3 separate regions of the Homo sapiens genome follow, and regions 2 and 3 are each linked to region 1. A link is an interaction called in ENCODE POLR2A ChIA-PET data of the cell type or tissue named here. Cell type or tissue: MCF 10A. All regions are shown on one strand. Region 1 overlaps SLC47A2 (solute carrier family 47 member 2). Region 2 has its middle 6.6 kb from the start of ALDH3A2. Region 3 overlaps ALDH3A2 (aldehyde dehydrogenase 3 family member A2).

What was found. ChIA-PET counts read pairs that join two places held together with the same protein. Peaks named below come from ENCODE experiments on the same cell type or tissue, not always from the same donor. Only the 100,000 strongest peaks of a DNase experiment are listed, where the experiment ranks them.
Region 2: POLR2A ChIA-PET joins it to region 1 with 5 read pairs; 13 of 35 experiments call an interaction of 5 or more read pairs at or near these places.
Region 3: POLR2A ChIA-PET joins it to region 1 with 6 read pairs; 13 of 35 experiments call an interaction of 5 or more read pairs at or near these places.

What each region holds. Positions count from the first base shown.
Region 1 is chr17:19,705,426-19,709,425 of GRCh38, reverse strand. It overlaps SLC47A2 (solute carrier family 47 member 2), which reads left to right. Exons shown (of 17, transcript NM_001099646.3): 6 at 666-710; 7 at 1,027-1,124; 8 at 1,583-1,680; 9 at 2,665-2,778; 10 at 3,923-3,990. Among named protein-coding and RNA genes, the nearest start is that of SLC47A2, 9.2 kb to the left of the region's middle. RefSeq lists enhancers at 1,789-2,426, 2,427-3,064. In MCF 10A, no CTCF peak of the experiment used is centred here; a DNase peak (open chromatin) is centred at 2,155.
Region 2 is chr17:19,640,188-19,644,187 of GRCh38, reverse strand. No RefSeq gene overlaps it. Among named protein-coding and RNA genes, the nearest start is that of ALDH3A2, 6.6 kb to the left of the region's middle. In MCF 10A, no CTCF peak of the experiment used is centred here; a DNase peak (open chromatin) is centred at 2,367.
Region 3 is chr17:19,655,075-19,659,074 of GRCh38, reverse strand. It overlaps ALDH3A2 (aldehyde dehydrogenase 3 family member A2), which reads right to left. Exons shown (of 10, transcript NM_000382.3): 4 at 2,501-2,709; 5 at 1,213-1,330. Among named protein-coding and RNA genes, the nearest start is that of ALDH3A2, 8.3 kb to the right of the region's middle. In MCF 10A, no CTCF peak of the experiment used is centred here; no DNase peak of the experiment used is centred here.

The DNA.
Region 1 (4,000 bases):
AGCTACAGGAAGGAATGGGACAAGGGCCCTGGGCTAGGTTTCAGTTGATGCCTATTCTATTCCCCTTAAGAGAGGAGAGAAAGGGTAGGTACAGTGCCCCCCAACACACACACTGCCACGTACACTCCCCTATGGTCCTCCCCAGCCAGGGAAGGGCCCGCCACCCCCGTAGGGTCTTGAACCTGCTTAGCATAGGCTGCCCACGGCCAGCATGTCTCAGTACCTGCCATTCCCTCGTCCGAAGTCACACCTTCAAATCCTGTCTCTAAGGCCAGAACCAAAGTGGGCCCTTCTGTGAACAGGTCCTTGGGTCACTTCTCACCTTCCTAAGCTGATGGAAGCCTGGCTTAGCAGCCGGAAGGCCTACCAGGCACTGTGCACTATGAGCATGTGTGCAAAGAGTACTCTCTCTGAGCCAAAGCATGCCTGCTCATCTCCCCTGTGGCAGAAGGGAGCCCTGAGGGGGCCTCTTCCATAGGCTGGGCCCGAGCATGAGTCCAGGTGGCTGGGTAGGCTTTGGCCGCACCTGAGAGGTCCCAGACATACTTTGATGAAGTAATTTCCCCAATCTGGGGTACTATGTCCTGGAAAGGAATGTCTGTTAATGCTCATTTGGTGAGTTTTGGTCATTATTGTTGATTTGTTTGGGTTTGCTTTTCATACAGGTGATTTTTCTTTACAATCTGCTGGCAAAATATTTGCAAAATCAGGTACAGGTCTTTGGTGTGTGGGGAGGCCCTTCTCCCAGCACACTGCCCTATTCCAGTGGGAGGGGGGCCTGGGGCTTTCCCCTTCTCTCCACCATCTGTGAACCAGCTCTTGAAAGGGGTCACTTCCAACCCACCTGCCATATCCTGACCTCCCGCACAGAGGCAGGTGAGAGGCTGTGCGTCCCAGCCTCTTCCAACTCCTCAACAGGGATGGCTGAAGGGGCAGGAGGAGGAGTCCCCATTCCAAACCCCGGGTTTGTCCATCCTCCATCCATCTCACTCACACCTTAGCAGGGCCAGTTTTCATTTATTTCAGAAGATCACCTGGCCCCAAGTCCTCAGTGGTGTGGTGGGCAACTGTGTCAACGGTGTGGCCAACTATGCCCTGGTTTCTGTGCTGAACCTGGGGGTCAGGTGAGCCCGGGGGCTGGTGGGGCCTGGTCAGGGGACACTGCCCACTGAGCTCTCCACCCCTGGTGGAGACAGATCAGTCACCATCCTGGCCCTGCCTGTGCCGTCCTGAAGTGGAGGGTTATGGGGAGTTGGAGGGGCCTGATGGTCCCTTGGGGACCTCAGTTTGACGCTTGATTGGGTGAGAGGACAGCCACTCCCCGCTCCTGCCCAAGCCCACCAGGAGAGGTGAAGTGGGCACTGGCAAGGTGGCCCCCAGGACACTGTAGTCACGGCTGCCTTGGTAGAGCCACCATGGCCAGAGGTGCCTGTGGGCCCTGGTTGAGTCTGATCCCAGGATGGGGGAAGAGCAGAGCCATGCCTGCCCCACACGGGCTGGCCGCCAGAGCCACCTCTCTCTCAGGCAGGGCGGTGGCAGAGAGTTGGCATCAGTCGCAGCCCTGTTCTCCCTCCTTACCCAGGGGCTCCGCCTATGCCAACATCATCTCCCAGTTTGCACAGACCGTCTTCCTCCTTCTCTACATTGTGCTGAAGAAGCTGCACCTGGAGACGTGGGCAGGTGGGAGGCCTGGCCTGCTCTGGGAGGCTGAGCAGGCCAGCGGTGGTGCTGCCCTAGCCTTGGGGCAGGGTGGTCAGCAGGCAGAGGGTGCAGTAGAGCCTGTTGGAGGAGGTGCAGGACCCTGCACGGCCCCCTCCTTCCCCTTTGCTTCCCCAGCCCCAAGGGCCCAGAGTCCCTCCACCCAAGGTGTCACGATGCAGAGCCCTGCTGGGTCCATCACAGAAGCCTGGCCCAGGGAGCTTTCTTGCCCAGCCTCTGCTCTCAGGATGGCGGTGAGAGCAGTGACACCCGTGGAATACCAGGCGTCAGCAGTGCGTGGGGTGCCTGACATTCCTGAATTCATTTAAACCTCACCCCACCTCATTAGCCCCATTTTACAAAGAGGAGATTATGACAGACGGAGGTTAAGTAATTTGCTGAAACAGCAGGCGTGTAGGGGCCTGCCTGTCCTTTTCTGCCTCTTGAGAGCCAATCCCATACAAGGACCTTCTCCTGCCAGGCATTTCAGGAACAGCTCTGCAGGCCCCTGGGGCCTCATGTGGGGCAGGGCCCTGGCTGAGCCCCTTCCAAGCTTGCCCAGTGCACCTGTGGTGTGTTTCCCTTCAGCATCCTTGATCTCATGCCGCCTCTGAAAACTCCCCAGGGAGGCAGGGCAGCTATAAGGCCTGGGGTTTTCAGATGGAAATGGAGCCTGCAGAGTGGTGGGTGGTGGAGTGGGGACCAACACCCATGCCCTGAGCCCTGGGGCCACACCGTGGACTGGCCAGGTGAGCCTGGTGCCCTGTTCCTGCATCCTCCTCCTCCGTAGGCCCCAACACCAGCTCTAGACCAGCTGCATTCCCTCTGCAAAATGCCCAGTGCCTGAGCCTGCTAAGCCCCAGAGCAGGAAGAGCCAAAGGGGTTTAGGGGCCTCCTGGCAGTGGGGAGCAGGAATGAGGTGGGCAAGCAGGGCAGGCTGTCAGCTCATGGGGCCTCTGTTTCCAGGTTGGTCCAGCCAGTGCCTGCAGGACTGGGGCCCCTTCTTCTCCCTGGCTGTCCCCAGCATGCTCATGATCTGTGTTGAGTGGTGGGCCTATGAGATCGGGAGCTTCCTCATGGGTACGTGGAAGAGGATGGGGGGCGCAATGGCGTGTGGGCGGCTCACCCAGCCCAGAAGCCCCCTCCCCAGGATGGCGGCTCACCCATCCCAGAAGCCCCCTCCCCAGGATGGCAGCTCACCAGCCCCCTTCCAGCTTCACTGGCCAGGCCCTCAGGCTTGGACCCAGAGAACACCACTGCCCAGCGGGGCTGATCCGTCTGTTGCTGGTCTGCCTCCCCAGTAGGCTGTGAGCATCCAGGAGGCAGACTTGGGCCTTTTGTGCCTGAATCCCAGCATGGGCCAGGCAGAGCAGGTGCCCGTGGGAGGTGGCTGAGGCACGGAGGAGTGAGAGATTCAGTTGGTTTGCGGGTGTGAGCAGAGGTCCAGGCTTGCCAGTGTGAGGCTCCCACCTGCTGCCTTGTGTGTGCTCATTAGAGCACTCGGTGAAGTGAGGACTCCAGGCAGCCTGAATGTGAGAACCCCTGCCCTGCCCCGCATTTGCAGATGAGAAAACGGGGCCCCAAGAACACAGGAACTCCACAAATAGAAAATCAGTGGGAGGGCCAAGAACCGAACTCGAGTTGCCGGACCCTGGTCCTGTTCTCTGTCCCCTCCCTCACACTGCCACCCTGAGTTCATCTGGAAAGACAGACCACACAGGGAAGCCTGCAGGGGCCTCCGGGGCACTGGGCAGAATTTTCCTAACAGGCTGAAGGCCAGGCAGGAATGTCTTTTTGTTGTCATTGTTACCAATCTGCCCTTCAAAATCAGCCGGGCTCAGTGGCTCATGCCTGTAATCCCTGCACTTTGAAAGGCCGAGGTGGGTGGATCACTTGAGGCCAGGAGTTCGAGACCAGCCTGGCCAACATGGCGAAACTCTGTTTCTACAAAAAAATACAAAAATTAGCTGGGTGTGGTGGCACCACCTGTAGTCCCAGCTACTTGGGGGCCTGAGGTGGGAGGATCACCTAAGCCAGGAGGTGGAGGCTGCAGTGAGCTATAATTGCGCCACTGCACTCCAGCTCAAGCGACAGAGTGAGACCCTGTCTCAAGGAAGAAAAAAAAAAAAAGCCCCTGAGTCCCCAAAGCAAAGCAGCGTCCTGTCGGCGCAGGGTCTGGGTGTCTGGGGCTGCGGGCCGGACTCACGGCGGGCCTCTTCTCTAGGGCTGCTCAGTGTGGTGGATCTCTCTGCCCAGGCTGTCATCTACGAGGTGGCCACTGTGACCTACATGGTAAGGCTCC
Region 2 (4,000 bases), 65 kb after region 1:
AGCCACCGTGCCGGGCTGAGGATTTCTTACAAACGATGTACTCTGATTCTAATGGCATAATCACCAAGAATTTACTACCAACTCTTGAACATTTTCTTTATTAGTTAGAGAAATCAACTGATGGCATTTTGTTGGGCATATTTAAAAATCACATCCAAGTGCTTTAATAGAACAAGGTGATATATTTATGGAACCAAAGAGAGGACTGGGAATTCTTTTACTACACTCCCAAGCTGAAACATTCTCCCTTCAGCTTTTGAATATGATATACTCATTGATTTAAGTAGCTATGGGTAATGAAATCACCACAGCAGGTTATAGGGGTAAGGGGTGAGTCCTCACAAGCTTCTCCTTTCAGGAATGCAGTAGACTGTAGTGATTTTACTATGCCTGCCCACTATACTTTTCCATCCTCCTTTTTCAGCTTAAAAAAAACCAAGTTTTTCTTTTTGTTTTTATTGGGGGTAATCAACTCCATGACCCTTCTCCACCACAACCTTTAGATCTTTGATCTGCTCAGTTATCAGCAGGGAGAGTTTTCTTAAAGGCAAGGATGAAACAGACACTTTTAATTATTTAAACCTCAGGGGGACTAAGGTAGTGAGTGTGTACCCAGGAGTTCTTTCTGCCTTCTGGCCCAAATTTCATTACATTTTCATTGGATACTACATAAATACAAAACAGTGCCTACAGTAAATTATTACAGAGTTTACCTACCTGTATCTATGACCCAGAACATTACCAGCATTCCTTTTAGGCCCCTACCCAATCACCACTATAGAATTTCTGGGTGAAAGTAAATACATGTTTTAACTTTAGAAGCCAAATAATTTTTCAGTGTTTTTATACCAATTTATATTCCCTACCACACAGTCTAGCAGCTGCTTTCTAAAACTTGATTTAAAAAAATAATTACCCATTCTGGTGGATGCGTAGTGATCTCTCTCTCTCTCTCTCTTTTTTTTTTTTCTTTTTTGAGACTCTGTCTCAAAAAAAAAAAAAAAGGAATGCAGCGGTATGATCTCAGCTCACAGCAACCTCTGCTTCCTGGGCTCAAGTCATCCTCTCACTTTAGCCTCTCTAGTTGCTTGCGTTACAGGTGTGTGCCCCCGTGCCTGGCTAATTTTTATATTTTTAGTAGAGACAGGGTTTTGCCATGTTGCCCAGGCTGGTCTTGAACTCTTGAGCTCAAGACATCCACCTGCCTTGGCCTCCCAAAGTGCTGGGGTTACAGGTGTGGGCCACTGCACCCAGCTTGTAGTGATATCTCCTTGTGATGTTAACTTCCATTTCCCTAGTGACTAATCATGGTGGGTTCCTTTTCATGTGTATTGACTATTTGCACATATTTCCATAGCTGGGAATAGCAGATTTTATGAAAGGTGTTTAAGACAACAGACGTGAATTGAAGCCTCAGACTGCCTTGGACACCTTTCCTAACTTTCAAAACACTCTTCTTCAGCAAATGCCAATATAAATGTTTGTGTCCACAGATCAATAATAGAAAAGAACAAACACAGGACCATAGACACTACACACACGCACACATGCATATAACTCTAAGGAAAAGGAGATAAAGATCTTTACAAAAGATGAAGCATTCTGATGTGTAATTCTCACAATCTCTTAAGACACTGACACATGATCTTTGGGGGCGGGGGCGGAGGAGTTAGCCCAAAGGAAGGCTGTGAGGGATTAAAGAATAGATTATAAGAAAACAGGAGAGGGCAAACTCGAATTGAAACTCAGGAAAGAAAGAGAAGAGAAAAGCACACCTTAATAGAGATGAAAGTTGCATGAGAACAAAAGGTAAGAGATACAAAAAGAGAAGTTTGACAAAATTACATAAAATGAAAAGGAGACAAATGATTCCATTTACATGATAGAATAGTCAAATTCATAGAAACAGAAAGTAGAACAGTGGTTACTAAGGGCTGGGGCAGGGGGCAAGGGAAGCGGTTATGGTAACAGAGCTACTGCTTGATGGGGACAGAGTTTCAATTTGGAATGATGAAAAAGTTCTGGAGGTAAATAGTGGCGATGATTGCACAACATTGTGAATGTACTTAATGCCACTGAATTGTTCACTTAAAATGATTAAAATGGTAAAATATACATAAAAGATACAAAAAATACATAAAACATGTGGATGTAAGTTTTCAACTCATTTGGGTAAATAGCTTATTTGGGTATGTGCTTATTGGAGACCTATGCTTAGCTTTGTAAGAAACTGCAAAACTCTTCCAAAGTGGCTGTACCATTCATCATGCATTCGTACCAATATATAAGAGTTCCTGCTGTGCCACATCCTTGCCAGCATTTGGTGGTGTAAGTGCTTTGGATTTTAGCCATTCTCATAGGTGTGTAGTGGTATCTCATTGTTTTATTGCCAATTCCCTGATGACACATAATGTTGAGTATCTTTACACATCTTTATTTGCCATCTGTATAGATTCTTCGGTGAGGTGTCTGTTTAAACCATTTTTAATTGGGTTGCTTTTTATTGTTGAGTTTAAATAGTTATTTGTATATTTTAGATAAATAGTCTTTTATATAAGCTATGTTTTTACAAAGATTTTCTCATAATCCTTGGCTTGTCTTTTCATTCTATTAACAGTGTTTTTTTACAGAGCAAGTTTTAAATTTTAATGAAGTCCATTTTATGAATTTTTTCTTTCATGAATTGTGCTTTTGGTTTTGTATCTAAAAAGTCATTGCCAAACCCAAGGCCACCTAGATGTTCTCCTGTGTTATCCTAGGAGTTTTATAGTGATGCATGTCAGGAAGAAAAGAAAGATACAAGATTTTTCTCTAGGTTTTGGTTTTGTTTTATTTTTTGGCATGTGGATATCTAGTTGTTTCAGTACCATTTGTCAAACAAGCTGTCCTTTCTCCATTGAATTGCTTTTGTTTCTTTGTCAAACCTTAGTTGACTGTATTAGTGTGAATCCATTTTCAGTTTTGTATTCTGTTCTATTTATTTGTCTATTCAGTCATCAATGCCACATTATTGTGTTTACCTTTATGGTAAATCCTGTAGTTGGTAGTGTCAGTCTACCAACTTTGTTCTTCAACATTGTGTTGGCTATTCTGGGTTTTTGCTTTTCCATGTCATCTTTAGAATCAAGTTGGTCAATATCCACAAAATAAACTGCTAGATTTTGATTGAGAGTGTTGAATCCATGTATCAAGTTGAGAAGAACTGGCATCTTTTCAACTTCAACTCTTCATTTTCATGAACATGGACTGTCTCTTTATTTATTTACATCTCCTTTGGTTTCTTACATCAGAATTTTGTAGTTTTCCTCATATAGATCTTGTATATATTTAGATTTATATCTAAGTATTTCCGCCCCTTTTTGGTGCTAATGTAAGTGGTGTTTTTAATTTTAATTTCAAATCCAAAGTGTTCATTGCTATTGTATAGTAAAATAATTGACTTTGTATAATAACTTTCATCCTGATACCATGCTATAATCACTTATTAGTTCCAGAAATCTTTTTTGTTGATTATTTGGGATGTTCTACCTTGATAACCATGTTATCTGTGAACAAAGGCAGCTTAATTTCTTTCTTCCTAATATGTATACATTTCCTTTATTTGTCTTATTACATTAGCTAAAACTTCAGTTACGATGTTGAAAATGAGTGGTGAGAGGGGACATCCTTGCTTTGTTCCTAATATTAGCAGGAAGGCATGCAGCTTCTTTTGACTAATATGTTATCTGTAGAATTTTGTAGATGTTTGTGATCCAAGTGAGGCATTTTTATTATTATTTTTTTTTTTTTTTTTTTTTTTTTTTGAGACGGAGTCTCGCTCTGTCGCCCAGGCCGGACTGCGGACTGCAGTGGCGCAATCTCGCTCACTGCAAGCTCCGCTTCCCGGGTTCACGCCATTCTCCTGCCTCAGCCTCCCGAGTAGCTGGGACTACAGGCGCCCGCCACCGCGCCCGGCTAATTTTTTGTATTTTTTAGTAGAGACGGGGTTTCACCTTGTTAG
Region 3 (4,000 bases), 50 kb after region 1:
AATTTTAGTAGAGATGGGTTTTGCCATGTTGGCCAAACTGGTCTCTAACTCCTCACCTCAAGTGATCAACCTGTCTTGGCCTCCCAAAGTGCTGGGATTACAGGCGTGAGCCACCATGTCTGGCCAACAATTTTCATTTTCAGATCACATGCATTACTCTTTGGTGTTTTTGATCCTTCCTTTTAGTGCTCAATTAACATCTGTCGAGTAAACAGTGACTGCTCCAATAATTTCTTTCATCTGAGGGGTTAATGATCCTCACCCACTGCTGAACTCAGTCACACTGGTCATTTGGTCATCCCATTCTTCTTTTTTTTTTTTTTTTTAAAGACAGAGTCTTGCTCTGTCGCCCAGGCTGGAGTGCAGTGGCGTGATCTTGGCTCACTGCAACCTTTGCCTCCCGGGTTCAAGCGATTCTTGCCAGGGTTCAAGCAAATCTCGTGCCTTAGCCTCCTGAGTAGCTGGAATTACAGACATGCACCACCATCCCCGGCTGATTTTTTTGTATTTTTAGTAGAGACAGGGTTTCACCATATTGGCCAGGCTGGTCTTGAACTTCTGACCTCAAGTGATCTGCCCCCCTAGGCCCCCCAAAGTGCTGGGATTACAGGCATAAGCCACCGTGCCCAGCCCCCATTCCTTTCTACCAACTTAAATCCTATATTTCTTCAAGTCTTGGCTTAGGACTCTACATGCAGTCTTCCTTGGTTCCCTCACTGCAAATATTTACTTTAAACACGCTGAAAGATTGTTAATTATATAAAGGGTATACTGTAAGTAGTTATTTAATTAAGTCACTCCTCCAAACTACTGGCCACCCTAGGCCCTCTACATACACAAAAACTGATAACCTTCAGCAGCAATGGCCAATATGCCAAAGAGTCTCTCTGATTATACCTAAAGGGTTGGCAACATTCCCTCAAAACCACGGACACACGATTATTTAACTTTTTTAAAAAAAGTATATGCCACAACTAATCATCAACAAATCAACTAGACAGTTTAAGTAGATTTAACACCAATGCAACCTTGCTCCCAGCATATATTCTATGGTACACATAGCATTTTCATATTAGTCAATAAGTTCACTGAGTCACATATGATTTTGAAATTTTCCTGAAGGGAGAAACAAATGGGGATGCTGCCTGCGAATAGTTAATTTGACTCCTTATCTTATTAAAATCAGTGGAATCAGATGTTTTTAATACAAACCTTCACTGTTTCCTTAATCTTCCATACAATTTGATTTTGGAGGGATGCTTCACAGAGAATATAGTCGGGTGCAATGCAGGTTTGGCCACAATTCATGTATTTTCCCCAGGTTATGCGTCTGAGGGGAAAACATCCAGAACAGCTATATAATTCAGTAATTCAGTCAAATATTCATTTGTTACATTGTGTTGTTTGAATGTCTTGCAACTAAAATAGATTCATATATTTATCTGGCAATTTTTATAAAAAAGTTAAAAACTCATTTCTAAATCAGTTGTTTGGAACTTAGAAAGTATTTTCCAAATGAGGTGGAATATTTTACATAGCAGGGAAGTTCTCAGGCCAGCTCACGGCAAACAGTACTTGGTAAACAGTGAAGCCATTGCCTGCTGCAGGAAAAGAGGAGAAACAGCCTCCCAATGTCCTTTCCCCTCTTCCAGTCCAGCCAAAGGAAAGTCCTGGATGACCAGAGTTCGGTACAGACTCTCCTGGTTGTGGCTTTTGGCTCTGCCTGCAAGATGTTCAGGTATAAAGCAGGATGTCAGCCAGCCTCCAAGGCCATCCTCCTCTTTGTGGAGCCCTGCCCCACTTGGGAAGACCTTTCCTATGCATGGGCAGAAACCCATGCCCTAAACATTCACTAACTGAGGGTGTCTGGTTTTGACAAATGGATTTCTACTTAGGAAGCCAACCTGGAACCCTGACCTGGAATCTCTGAAGGGCAGAGAAAGCCACACCACCCAGAGCACAGAGTCAGTTCTATGATTTGGCACTTCTTAGTAGCTAAACCGGATTTAGCAGAGAGAACCTGAAACCTCTTATTTTCTAATTTTCAGATGCAAGATGTTATTCACAGTTAAAAAATGAGGAACACTTGTTTTGCCCACAAAGGATCTCAGTTAAGATATCAGCATAATACCCTCTCAAATGGGCATTTAAAGATTTTATTAGGCACACACAATACTTTGGATTATGTACTTCACAGATCACTGGCCAGAAGAACGTTAAAATTTCTTGCTAGATCTAGCTGTAATCTTGAGAACAGATATAACTTTTTTAAAATTCCTAAGGACAACCACATGATGTCAGGACTTACAGCTCACCATTTTTGACAGTGGCGCCAAGAGACAGTGAAAGACTCCTGTTACTCTTGAGGACATCAACCACCAAAGCTTAATAATGTATCTTGGAGCCATAAGGTATGGGGTTCAAGTACAAAGAGTAACATTGTCAGGAAAAGTCTCCATTGTGCTGGGAAAACCTCAGAAAATCAGAGAGCCAGACTCACCTGCAAACAATGTCCAGGTCACAATCTTTATCAATATAACATGGACTTTTCCCTCCCAGTTCAAGAGTCACAGGGGTCAGATGCTTGGCAGCAGCTTCCATGACAATTTTGCCAACCGCAGTGTTTCCCGTATAGAAAATGTGGTCAAATCGCTGCTTCAGGAGCTCCGTGGTTTCCTCAACACCACCATTAATAACAATATAGAGATCCTCAAAGAAAGAGAAACACAAACTCTTGCACTGCCAAATAAATCCTAACGTCTAACATCAGCAATCTCTTCAACATAAACATGTAACATTCAGTAAAACCCAGAGAGTGTCAAGACCAGTCCCTGTGAGGGATGGGAGAGGGAACTGACCAAGGACAAGAGGAGAACACACAGTCCGATGGCATCTGGGAAGCATGAACCCACATAGAACTAATCTGGAGACTCCAGTGTTTTTTTACATGAGCTCAGCAACAAAGACACTAAGGAGAACAAATGGTTGAATTTGACCAGGGAAAATGCATGAGACGCGGGTGTGTGCAGAAGTGCCTCTGGTGAAGAGTGGCTCCCACAGGACAGGTCATGCATGTCTTAGTCTGAATGTTCTCTGTCTCACAACACAGAGTGGGCTTAGCCCACGCTATTCTGAATGAATGGTATATCCGGCACAGTAGCTGAGAGCGCTTGCTTTTGAAGTGTATCTGGTTTGAATCTGGGCTCTGCCACTCACTAGCTTATGCAACCTTAGGCAAGCTACTGAACATCTCTGAGCCTCAATTTCCTCATCTGTTACTGGGAGAATTCACGTAGCTTCTGTGGACTGAGCCCATCTATGCATTGTGCTATCATTACCAGCTATTCTAAGAGAGAACATCTTGGACAATAACAGCATCAAAAGTAAGAGAACAGATGGCAAGCAAGGAAGACAGAGAGGTATTCAAGACTCCAAGGTGGAAGTGTGAAGTAAAAGCTGGCTTGTGGATCTCATGTTTCCACTTGAAGGCGAATTAATTTCATTCACTTCATGGTTCAGCTGCCCAACAAATGTTTCAAGCTTTAACTTTTCTATGGCTTAATCTACATAGCATATATTATTGATCCCCTAACACGGTAACTGAAGCTGGTAGAGCATTATTATCCTCCTTATCCGGACAGAGTCAGTTATTGAAGAATTTACCCCTGGTCAGGGGCAAAGCGGTACCTTCAACCTCTATCTTCTGGTTCTACGTCCTATTCAATCCTTGACATCTCACTGTCTTCCATTTCATCTTTCTTGATTGGATCATCACAGCTATTAGAACAAAATGGCTCTAACAAAGAGAAAAATATCATTCCAAGAACCAGAACTGGCCTCAATCCATCACAAGTTGATGTACAGAATACAGGTAAGATATTTTTAAGCTGTATTTCGCTTAAAGCTAAATGAAGACTCCTCCCTGTAGCAACTGCATGTAGAACTCAGCAGTGCCAATTTCTTCGCGGCATCATAACTTCCTCCCCAGGAAGGCATAAGA